Linked DNA regions of Homo sapiens: region 2 is linked to region 1. Evidence: chromatin contacts called from ENCODE Hi-C or POLR2A ChIA-PET data. All regions are on one chromosome and are shown on one strand. The core of a region is the stretch at or near the end of the contact, and the rest is flanking DNA. Distances in the headings are between cores, read along the strand shown.

Evidence for each region. Hi-C counts contacts between places; a loop is a spot of excess contacts on that map. ChIA-PET counts read pairs that join two places held with the same protein, here RNA polymerase II (POLR2A). Pooled maps may share reads with other maps.
Region 2: a loop to region 1 is called in a map of PC-3, with 4 times the contacts of the local background. The contact joins two enhancer-like sites. A Hi-C loop is called at or near these places in 6 of 168 maps with a recorded cell type or tissue (MCF 10A, PC-3, posterior cingulate gyrus and 3 more), 16 of 37 single-sample maps with no recorded cell type and 8 of 50 pooled maps. POLR2A ChIA-PET finds 5 or more read pairs at or near these places in 13 of 52 experiments (AG04450, B cell, BJ and 10 more).

Annotation. Positions count from the first base shown.
Region 1 is chr21:33,201,221-33,206,925 of GRCh38, reverse strand. No RefSeq gene overlaps it. Among named protein-coding and RNA genes, the nearest start is that of IFNAR2, 26 kb to the left of the region's middle. RefSeq lists a silencer at 1,228-1,287. Within about 2 kb of position 2,970, at least 15 of the 41 ENCODE cell types and tissues checked have a DNase peak (open chromatin) inside an H3K27ac peak, as active enhancers do; they include PC-3, where a contact is called at or near this core.
Region 2 is chr21:33,427,140-33,432,390 of GRCh38, reverse strand. IFNGR2 (interferon gamma receptor 2) reads right to left here. Exons shown (of 7, transcript NM_005534.4): 5 at 55-214. Among named protein-coding and RNA genes, the nearest start is that of IFNGR2, 26 kb to the right of the region's middle. Within about 2 kb of position 3,555, at least 10 of the 41 ENCODE cell types and tissues checked have a DNase peak (open chromatin) inside an H3K27ac peak, as active enhancers do; they include PC-3, where a contact is called at or near this core.

The DNA.
Region 1 (5,705 bases), core at 1,721-4,220:
AGGATGGGGGCTCTGAAACAGGCAGGAATGAAAGCAGGGAGACCCGGGAGGGGCTACTGCAGGAGTTCAGGTGGAGATGACAGTGGCCAAGATTAGCGTGCTGGCAGTGGAGGGGAAGAAAAGTGGATGGGTGTTGCAGAATTTAGGAGCTGGATTGGTAGGATTTGGTGATTAGGTTGGGTGTGGAGGGAGAGGCAAGTACAGTCTGCCCTCGATATCCGTTGGTTCCACATCTGAGGATCAACCAACTGCTGATCAAAAAAATTTGGAAAGAAAGCCCCGATAAAACAATACAAGAATAAAAATAATACAAATTAAAAATATAGCATAACAACTATTTACATAGTATCTACATTGTATTAGGTATTATAAGTAATCTAGGGCTGATTTAAAGTATACTAGGCTGGGCGCAGTGGCTCATGCCTGTAATTCCAGCACTTTGAGAGGCCGAGGCGGGCGGATCACGAGGTCAGGAGATTGAGACCATTCTGGCCAACATGGTGAAACCCTGTCTCTACTAAAAACACAAAAATTAGCTGGGTGTGGTGATGCACGCCTGTAATCCCAGCTACTTGGGAGGCTGAGACAGGAGAATCACTTGAACCCGGGAGGTGGAGACTGCAGTGAGCCGAGATTGTGCCACTGCACTCCAGCCTGGCAACAGAGCAAGACTCCATCTCAAAAAAAAAAAAAAAGTATACTGGAGGTGTGCATAAGTTATATGCAAATACTATGCCATTTTGTATTGGGTTGGTGCAAAAGTCATTGCGGTTTTTGCCATAAAGACGAAAAAGGCAAAAACTGCAATATTTTTGCACCAACCTAATACAAGGGGCTTGGGCATCTGTGGATTTTGGTATCCCTGGGGGCCTGGAAACAATCCCCCATGAATACGGAGGATTGGCTTTATATAGATGACTCCCTTTGCTTAAATACCTGGCTTCATGGTGATGGTGAGCATAGAGGAAGGACATCTTGGAGAAGAAGCAGATTTACAGAGAAGATGATGAGTTGGCTTTGGACACGTTGACTCTGATGTGCCTGTTAGATGTCTAAGGGGAATACCAGTGCTCAGACGAGAGGTCTGGCTGGGCAGGCCTTGGCTGGCAAATGGTAACCGAATCTGTGGGAGTGGATGCCATTGCAGTGTTTCTCTATGGAGTGTGGGTATTGGCATGCGAGGATGGACAGTTCTTTGGTGATACTGCCTTCTGTTTGGTCCCTCTGCCGCCATCCACTGAACACTAGTAACACAGCATCCACGCTGCTGTTGTGACAACCAAAGCCACCTTCACACATTTCCCAATGCCACTTCCCCTTAAGAACTTGTAGTCTAGAGAGAGAATCTAGAATGAAACATGAAAAAGGCCTATATTGAGATGTTGTAGAGCAGGGGTGTCCAATCTTTTGGCTTCCCTGGGCCACACTGGAAGAAGAAATGTCTTGGGCCACACATAAAATACACTAACAATAACGATAGCTGATGAGCTAAACACACACACACACACACACACACACACACACACACACACACACACACATCTCATAATGTTTTAAGAAAGCTTACGAATTTGTGTTAGGCTGCATTCAAAGCTGTCCTGGGCTGTGGGTTGGACAAGCTTGATGTAGAGGAAGAGGAAGTGGCAAAAAAAAAAAAAAAAAAAAGAAAGAAAGAAAAAGAAAAGCTGAGAAGTGGCCAGAGAGGGGAGAAAGACCAGGTGTTACACAAAGCCCAGAAAAGAGGGTGTTTCTAGAAGAGACGAGGAAGGCCAATTGTCTTGAACCTGTTGAGAAGTCAAGTGGGTACCTAGCAATGATGAGGTCAGTGGTGTGTGGGGAGGAGTGTGAGCTAGCGTGGGCTGGGGTGAGATATGAGTGGTGACCTGGCAGGGGTGGGTCTTTTGTTCACTCCTGTGTGTGCAGGTCCATGCATTCATACGTGATCACTGCACATCCTGGATTTTCTAGGACAGTACCATTTAAAAAAATGTAATTCTGGCTGGGTGCGCTGGCTCATGCCTGTAATCCCAGCACTCAGGGAGGCTGAGGTGGGTGGATCGCTTGAGCCAAGGAGTTCAAGATCAGCCTGGGCAACCTGGTGAGACCCTGTCTCTACAAAAAAATACAAAAATTAGCCAGGCGTTGTGGCACACAACTGTAGTCCCATCTATTTGGGAAGCTGAGGTGGGAGGATCACCTGAGCCCGGGAGGTCATGGCTGCAGTAAGCCATGATCACACCACTGTGCTCCAGCCTGGGTGACAGAGTGAGACAAAAACACTTAATTTTTTTTCTAACAAAGGCAATTCATTAAAAAGTCACTTAAATAGAATTAACTTTATTTTGTTGTAGTTTTCATAGAAATCATATAAAACAGAAAAAAATAATCAAATTAAGACCCCCTTGTCTTAAGTCTTAGTTGAGGAAAAAACCTTTTTTTTTTTTTTTTTTTTTTTTTTTTTTTTTTTAAAGAAACAAACCCAACTGAGGCCAAATATTCTAGTGATGCAGGCATTGCTCAGACGTGGTCTAAGAAGCGTGCAGCAGCTTCAAGGGGAATTCTGGAAGGGAATTCCCACATTTTGAGCAGTGGCCACATTCCTGGGATAGGCGTAGAAGAGGAAAGCAATCTTGGCCCAGGTGCTTCTGCAGTGCCTCTCAGGAGGTTGAATTATCCACTAAGGCTGAATAGGGGCCCTGGTCTTAGCGCCAGAAATGTGTCTGCCCGGAACAGGAGATATGATCATCTGGGTTGAAAATTAACTAGGGAAGGACATGGTCCAGATGATTAAATTCCTCAGCAACCACCGAGTCATCATCTAGCAGATTCAGTCATGGGCTGTGGACTTCAAGTGTGTATTTTTCAGCCTGTAATGTCTCAAGTTGCTCCACTCTGTACTTCTGTGTATGAATCACCAGATATGATGGATTTTGCCCTGTGTTTATAGCTTCACCTATTAATAGCAGGGTTGACAGTTGAAGAAAGTTGAAGCCCAACACACAGACACACACACACACACACACACACCCACACCCACATCAGCACTTATCCTTGTGCCACATGCTCTACTTTATCCTATCCTATCCTATCCCATGCCTTTCTTTTTCTTTTTTAAAAAATGTTGTCTGAGACTCACTAATTTGATGTGTCATGACTCAGCTGTACTTTGGAAAACATTGATTTTAGAAGGCGGCAAAAGAAACCTGCAGGCCATTGTGAAATGAAGGGGTGATTAGAAACAAAAACCAGTGAGGTTACTTCTTAGGTCAAACGGAGCTGTGCCGACACTGTGAAAGGGTCTCTCCTCGGGCTGCCCTTGTCCCAGCTGGTGACGAGGCTCTGCTTCTCCCATTCTTGGCCAGGGCAGCCCAATAGTAAGGTGGCCTACTGCTATGGCTATGTCTCAGGACAGGGCACCCCTAGTGTGAGGCTTACCCCACTTAGAGGTCAAGGGCAGACCACAGGTCAAAGCTCCATTTCACAGACGTTTAAGGGTTTCCTTTGCCTCCCTCCAAGTCAGTGTTTTCTGAACCCCTGCTCAGGCCTATTAGTGGGTCCTGAAATCAATTCAGTGAGTCCTACTAAGAAGAAATGGCATGAAATGGAACAGAATAGAAAATAGCAGGGCACATAGTACATAGGAGGGAAGTAGTGACCTGTTTTGTGTGTGTGTGTGTGTGTGTGTGTGTATGTGTGTGGTGTGCATATGGTGTTATTGTCGGGGGGCTGTGGGGTATGTGGTATGTGTGTGTGCTGTGTGGGTGGTGGATGTGGTATTTGTGTGTTATGTGTGTATGTGATGTTTGCATGGTGTGTATGTGTGTGTATGATGTGTGTGCCATGGTGTGTGTGATGTGGGTGAATTGGATTGTGATCAGAAGTGGCTTGACCCCGAGGCTAGAACTTCGGCACCCCCCACCCCAACACAGCCCCGAGTCTGTTGGGGTTGGTGATGCGATCTCACACCCCAGTGTGGGTTAGGTGACCCTCCAATAAAGCCCACAGTACCCTGCATTTCCACCATCGTGACATTGCGACCCGGTACTGCGGGTTTGCTTGTCCCTCTGTGTGTGTTTATTGGGTCCCTCTGGTGCCTCCACACGGTGGCATCTAACATTACTGAACTCGCTCCATGCTGGGCACCGCTGTTCGTGCCTTCCAGCCACGAATTCAGTGACTCATTCTCTCACACCAACCCTAAGAGTCAGCTACTATTATCACCTTCCCTATATTGTGGACAAGAAAATAGAGGCCCAGAGAGGTTAAATAACTTGCCCAAAGTCACACAGTAAGTGGCGAATCCAGGATTCTAACCCCAACGTCTGGTTCCAGAGCCCCTTTTGTGACCACAATGCAGAAGGCATTCAATGAGAATTGGTTAAGATTGTTAAGAGAATGGACATTTTGAAACTTAAAATTACAATTAAAATATGATTTTTAAAAAGGGTAGATCTTATTAAAGAGAGGGTTCAGGGGAGCTGCTAGAAAGGATTGGAAATGACAGGTGGCATAGGGGCTGGAGGGAGCTGGAGTTCCCTACAGATAGATGCCCACCATGGCACTGAGTGGGTTAGAGGCAGCGTGGGGTGTGGGATTGAGGGGTTAGGAGAGGGCTGCAGTGAGGGTGGGCACTGGGTGGCAAAGGAGAGAGGGAGAGAGACAGAGAGAGCACAAACTTCTGCCCCCTGAGGGAGGGCATCGGGAAAGGGGTGTGGGGAACAGAAATGCCAAAGCACTATTGTGAGGTCATTTGCTGTGGAGTATGTGCCGTAATTACTGAGCCACACCCCACCCTGCCTCTCTACCATACTTTCCAAGGAGCCCACAGTGCTTCTTTTGTGTGAGTGGATTCCTCTGGCAGACTTGAAGAAGTCCTGAGGTTACAATAGTGTAAATGGGGAGATCCAAAGACAGGATGCAGGGTCCATGAGTTGACATCTTGGGTCGTATATTAAAGGGGCTGAGCCAATGGCACTTCCATCTCCAAAGGGAAAGGCCCCTGCTGACTTCTGCAGTCTCGAATCAATGGCTGAGAGATTCAGTGTTAATTCAGAACTACCTGCTGTTTCATTAGACCTGCCCCTATCCCCCAACCCAGAGGGGTGTGGAAAGCTTTGCATTGGCCAGGAGTTGTGGCTCACGCCTGTAATCCCAGCACTTAGGGAGGCTGAGGCGGGAGGATGGCTTGAGCCCAAGAGTTTGAGGCCAGCCTGGGCAACATAGGGAGACCCCTGGGGGTCTCTACAAAAAAATTTAAAAATTAGCCTGGCATGGTGGTGTGCACCTGTAGTCCCAGCTACTCGGGAGGCTGAGGTGGAAGGATCATTTGAGCCCGGGAGGTTGAGGCTGCAGTGAGCCATGATCGTGCCACTATACTCCAGCCTGGGTGACAGAGCGAGACCCTATTCAAAAAAGAAAAGAAAATAATAAAAAAAAAAGGAAAAGAAAAGAAAGGAGCAAGCCTCCTCGCCTTTTGAACCCAGGCACTGGCTTTCAATCTCTTTGAGAAATTAAATTACACCTCTAACATCCTGGTACACTCAGCAAGTCACAGTAATCTTATGGTAAAGTGAGTGCACATAGAATCCTACTTTAAGCAAAGGGCTGTTCTTTCTGGGTCCCATCTACTATAATGGCAGTGGTCATGGTCTATTTTGCATGAAATCTCTTATACATGATTTTGTAAAGAAGGTTATAACAATATT
Region 2 (5,251 bases), core at 2,306-4,805, 220 kb before region 1:
TTGGAGGAGTATTCTTTTCCCAGTTCAGAAAGGACATAAGAAGGTATATTTTACCATCTGCCATTGTTTCGTAGCAAGATATGTTGCTTAAATGCCCGACTCTAAAGATGTTACTTTTGTTCCAAAGCAGTTGTGCCTGGACTTGTAAACAGTACACTCTGGAGGGTTTTAAGTTATCCAATGAAATGGAGTTGCTTCTGAAAGGGCCTTTGACCTGTTTTAAAAACATCACAAGCACACATGTAAATGAACATGGCCAAGCTGCCTACATCTTTTCTGATGTTTCCTCAAATTCACTGTGAACACGACAACCAAAGAAGAACAAGATGCCATTTTTAGTGGGTCACTGGCTGGCAGTGGACACATTTTATGTGTGAAAATTGGTGTGTTGTGTGGCCAAAGAGGCTGATAGCTTTAGAACTGTGTTTCTGGCTGTGAGGTCTCAGAGTGCCCATTGTAGTAACTAGACTTCAGTAAATCCCAATTTCTAGGATAATCTTTTTCTCCTTTAACATTTTGGGCTGGATGGGGTGGCTCACGCCTATAATCCCACCACTTTGGGAGGCCAGGGTGGGTGGATCACCTGAGGTCAGGAGTTAAGAGACCAGCCTGGCCAACATTGCAAAACCCAGTCTCTACTAAAAGTACAAAAATTAGCTGGATGTGGTGGCACACACCTGTAATCCCAGCTACATGGGAGGCTGAGGGAGGAGAATCACTTGGACCAGGAGGCAGAGGGTGCAGTGAGCTGAGATTGCGCCAGCCTGGATGAAGAGCAAGACTCCATCTCAAAACAAACATTTTGTATTTCTTTTTTTTTTTGAGATGGAGTTTCGCTCTGTCACCAGGCTGGACCGCAATGGTGCGACCTCGGCTCACTGCAACCTCCGCCTCCCAGGTTCAAGCAATTCTCCTGCCTCCAACTCCTGAGTAGTTGGGATTATAGACACCCACCATCATGTCTGGCTCATTTTTGTATTTTTAGTAGAAACAGGGTTTCACCATGTTGCCCAGGCTGGTCTCGAGCTCCTGATCTCAGGTGATCCACCTGCCTCGGCCTCCCAAAGTGCTGGGATTATAGGCGTGAGCCACCGCGCCTGGCCAACATTTTGTATCTCACGGTTAATCTAGATACCTCAAGTTAGTCAACAGAGAAAAAATTATTCTGGGAAATAATGTTCCTTTCATTCCCAACCTGCTTCTAGTTTGACCGAAATGTGCTTGAGCCTCCTATAGTTTCAGCTAAAATGACCTTAAGGATTTATGTCATCAGGAGACAACTGGACCCTAGACTCTAGGAAGGTTCTGTGTCTCCTCTGCGCATCCCTCTGCTGCCTTGAGCAGGCCTTGCTGCCTCCCCACCTGGTCTTCCAGGCAATGGCTCCTGTTGTCCTGGCAAGGCTGTCATTGTCCCATACCAAAGTGGAAAACAGCGATACCCTATTATGGCAGTATAGGGTTTCTTGCAAAGAACTGTTTTCTAATTTTGAGATACAATATAATCCACTACAGCCACATGAAATGGTGGTATAACATATGCTTGAAAACATGGGAAGACAAGGCTGCTAAATTGTTAACTGAAAAAAGGCAGATTATTCAAATACAGAACATGTTGTTATTTTTTAAAATACAAAAATAGGCCAGGCATGGTGGCTCATGCCTGTAATTCCAGCACTTTGGGAGGCTGAGGTGGGAGGATCACTTGAGTCCAGGAGTTTGAGCTTGGGTAACATAGTGAGACCCCCTCCCTCCGTCTCTACAGAAAATAATAATAAAAAAATAAGCTGGTCATGGTGGTGCATGCCTATAAGTCCCAGCTACTCGGAAGGCCAAAGTGGGAGGATGGCTTGAGCCTGTGAATTGGAGGCTACAGTGAGCTATGACTGCACCACTGCACTCCAGCCTGGGTGACAGAGTGAAATTGTCTCTGAAAAATTAAAATTAAAAAATAAAAATATAAAAGTAATTGTATGATCTATGAATAATAGTATTACTTGATGGTTTTACATTTTCTTTTCTTCTGTTTAATGGTGTTGGACTGCCAGGGCAGAGGAAGACACGATTTTAAGGACAAAAATTCCCTTTGGGTTTATTTCAGCATTCAATTGGAATTCCTAAAATTTAGAGTCACAGACTGCAGAAGAGCTAACGTAACAGGCCTAACACTAATGCCCTTTGAAGGGCCTGATTTCCAGGTCAACCCTTAGCTGACATCTGGGAATTTGTGTGCGTTTTTTGTTTGTTTGTTTTTTGAGACGGAGTCTTGCTCCGTTGCCCAGGCTGGAGTGCAGTAGTGTGATCTCGACTCACTGCAACCTCTGCCTCCCAGGTTCAAGCAATTCTCCTGCCTCAGCCTCCTGAGTAACTGGGATCACAGGTGCCCACCACCACGCCTGGCTAATTTTTGTATTTTTAGTAGAGATGGGTTTTCACCATGCTAGCCAGGCCTGTCTCGAACCCCTGACCTCAAGTGATCTGCCTGCCTCGGCCTCCCAAAGTGCTGGGATTACAGGCGTAAGCCACCGCGCCCAGCCTGGGAATTTGGATTTCAAGTTTATCCCTCCCATTCCCAAACTGGTAAGGTGGCTTACCGTCCCTACACTGTTTGCACAATGTGTTTTCTTTATGAGGAACATCTGTTTTCCTTCTGGGAGTCGGAATTTTGGCATACGCTACACAGAGGGTGCGTATGTGGCCAGCCCCCAGAAAAAGCCCTGGGCGCTGGGTCTCTCATAAGCCTCCCTGGCAGACAACAGTTCACATGTGCAGTCACAGCTTGCTGGTGGAGCAATGAAGTGTATCCTGCGTGACTCAGCTCAGGAAGGGCTCCTGGAAGCCTACCCCTGGACACCTGCGGACTTTCCTCCATGTGCCTCTTCCCTTTGCCGATTTTGCTTTGCATCCTTTTGCTATAAAAAATCAGAGTATGGGCCAGGCACAGATGTGGAGGCTGAGACAGGAAAATCTCTTGAACCCGTGAGCCGAGATTGTGGCACTGCACTCTACCCTGGGAGACAGAGTGAAATTCTGTCTCAAAACGAAATCAGAGTGTGACTCTGTGCTGAGTCCTGGGAGTCCTTTGAGCGATCTAGGGTGGGTCTTGGGGACCCTAACACACAGACTCACAGCTGGAACAAAGATCACATTGGTGGCTTTCAGAGTCATTTTCATCCTTGAACCTTTTGATCATGGAAGCCAAGTACAGATGCTCTGGTCAAATGGAGGAAAGGGACTTGGGGGCCCTCACGGCTGCTCCTCTTCACAGGCTCCAGCTTATAGCTCAGTTGTTTCATTTTATACACGAGGAAGCTGCAGCCCAGAGAGGCTAAGTGACATGGTGCTAAGCGGGTCCCAGGCAGTGGAAGCCTGTTCTGTGTGCTCTTCATTAGAGCTTGCTGCTCAACAAGGCTGGCCCCAGGGTCCTGGAGCTGAGTTCTCCAGTGCTGGGCAGCCCTGCCCAGCTCTAGGATACAAGTGGCAACTCGCCCTCTGGGGGCTGACTCAGTGCAGAGAAGTGGATGGACTCCATCCTAAAAAAACAAAAGTATGGGCGGGCCCTTGGGGAGGGAGCATGGCAACACGGTGCCCTCGAGTGAAGAAAGCAACCAAAGGGTGGAGAAAAGCGTGGCCAGAGGGCCCATCCTATCTCTTGCATTTCCGGCACCGTATCCAGTTGGAGAGGACAGACTTGGAAGAGGCAGAGTCTCTCTTCTGGATTCTGCCAGGCTCCCTCTATTCTAATCGACCCAGATCTTGAGCTCTGATATGGAGAAATGATTTTTCCCTATTTCCTAGATGCTAAGTCTGTTTTTCAGTGAGTCTCACTCTTCCCAGTTTCATATTCCCCATAATGAAATGAAGAGGAGGCTGGGAACGGGCTCATGCCTGTAACCTCAGCACTTTTGGAGACTGAGGTGGGCAGATCGCTTGAGACCAGGAGTTCGAGACCAGCCTGGGCAACATGGCAAAACCCCATCTCTATAAAAAAAAATTTAAAAATATTAGCCAGGTGTGGTTGGCACAGGCCTGTAGTTCCAGCTACTCGGGTGGCTGAAGTGGGTGGACTGCTTGAGCCGGGGAGGTAGAGGTTGCAGTGAGCCAAGATGGTACCACAGTACTCTAGCCTGGGCGACAGTGAGACTGTCTCAAAAAAAGAACAATAATTAAAAAAAAAAAAAAAATGAAGGAGAAGTGCAGATACAAAGCGTGTGGCAGAAAAAGATGGTGGTCAAGAGCAGGGCTCTGAAGCTAGGCATCTCTGCTCTGCTCTGCTCTGCCAGTGATTCGCTGCTGACCTGAGGCAAGCCACTTAACGACTTGGATTCTCTCTCTGCAAACGGATTAGTATAAAGATGAAATGGGCCGGGCACGGTGGCTCATGCCTGTAATCCCAGCACTTTGGGTGGCCAAGGTGGGCAGATCACCTGAGGTCAGGAGTCTGAGACCAGCCTGACCAACGTGGTAAAAACCCTGTCTCTACTAAAAATACAAAAACTAGCTGGGCATCAAGAGCGAAACTCCAGCTCAAAAAAAAAAAAAAAAAAAAGATGAAATGAGATGAAGTATCTAAAATTCTGGCCCAGAGCCAAACACAAAGGAAGCTCTCAATAAATGTAAGCTCTTATTATCAAAAACCATCATAATGTTGAATTTAGGAAATCATGAAGTTCCCATAGATAACAGAACCTCCTTAAATGCAGCTAGGATAATTTAGGCACTGGAGATGCTTCAAGACCATGATGCTTTTTCCTATACTCCCCGAGGCTGACCAGGCCGCTCTGATGTCATGCACCTCTGTCAACGTGAGCACCTGCCACAGCCCCTTGTGGATTGCATTTCTGACCAATCTAAGCACCTGCAGTTCTCCACGTATGCCACGCCTTCTCATACCTGCTGGTACTGCTCTCTGGAAAGCTCTTTCTCCCTCTGTTTCCCCCCGATTTCGCATGTGCCCTTTTCACAAACTGTTCAAACATTTATACAGTTAAGCCTTGCAGGCTGTAGTTGTGGATTCCTCATGGAGAACCAGGCCCACTAAAACCTCCTCCAAACTACAGAGCGTGGCAAAGGCATCGTAAGCAGGGCACCGGCAAAGTCTCAACCCCACACAAGGGACACAGAGTGACATCAAAGGATGGCTGGCCCTTCAGATCAGCCTGGCGGAGGGAGGTCTCAGCAAACCGAGTGGAAAAACAGGTCTTGAAGAGGACAATGAAAACAGGCTCAGGGCTCAGCCTCTATGGGGACACGG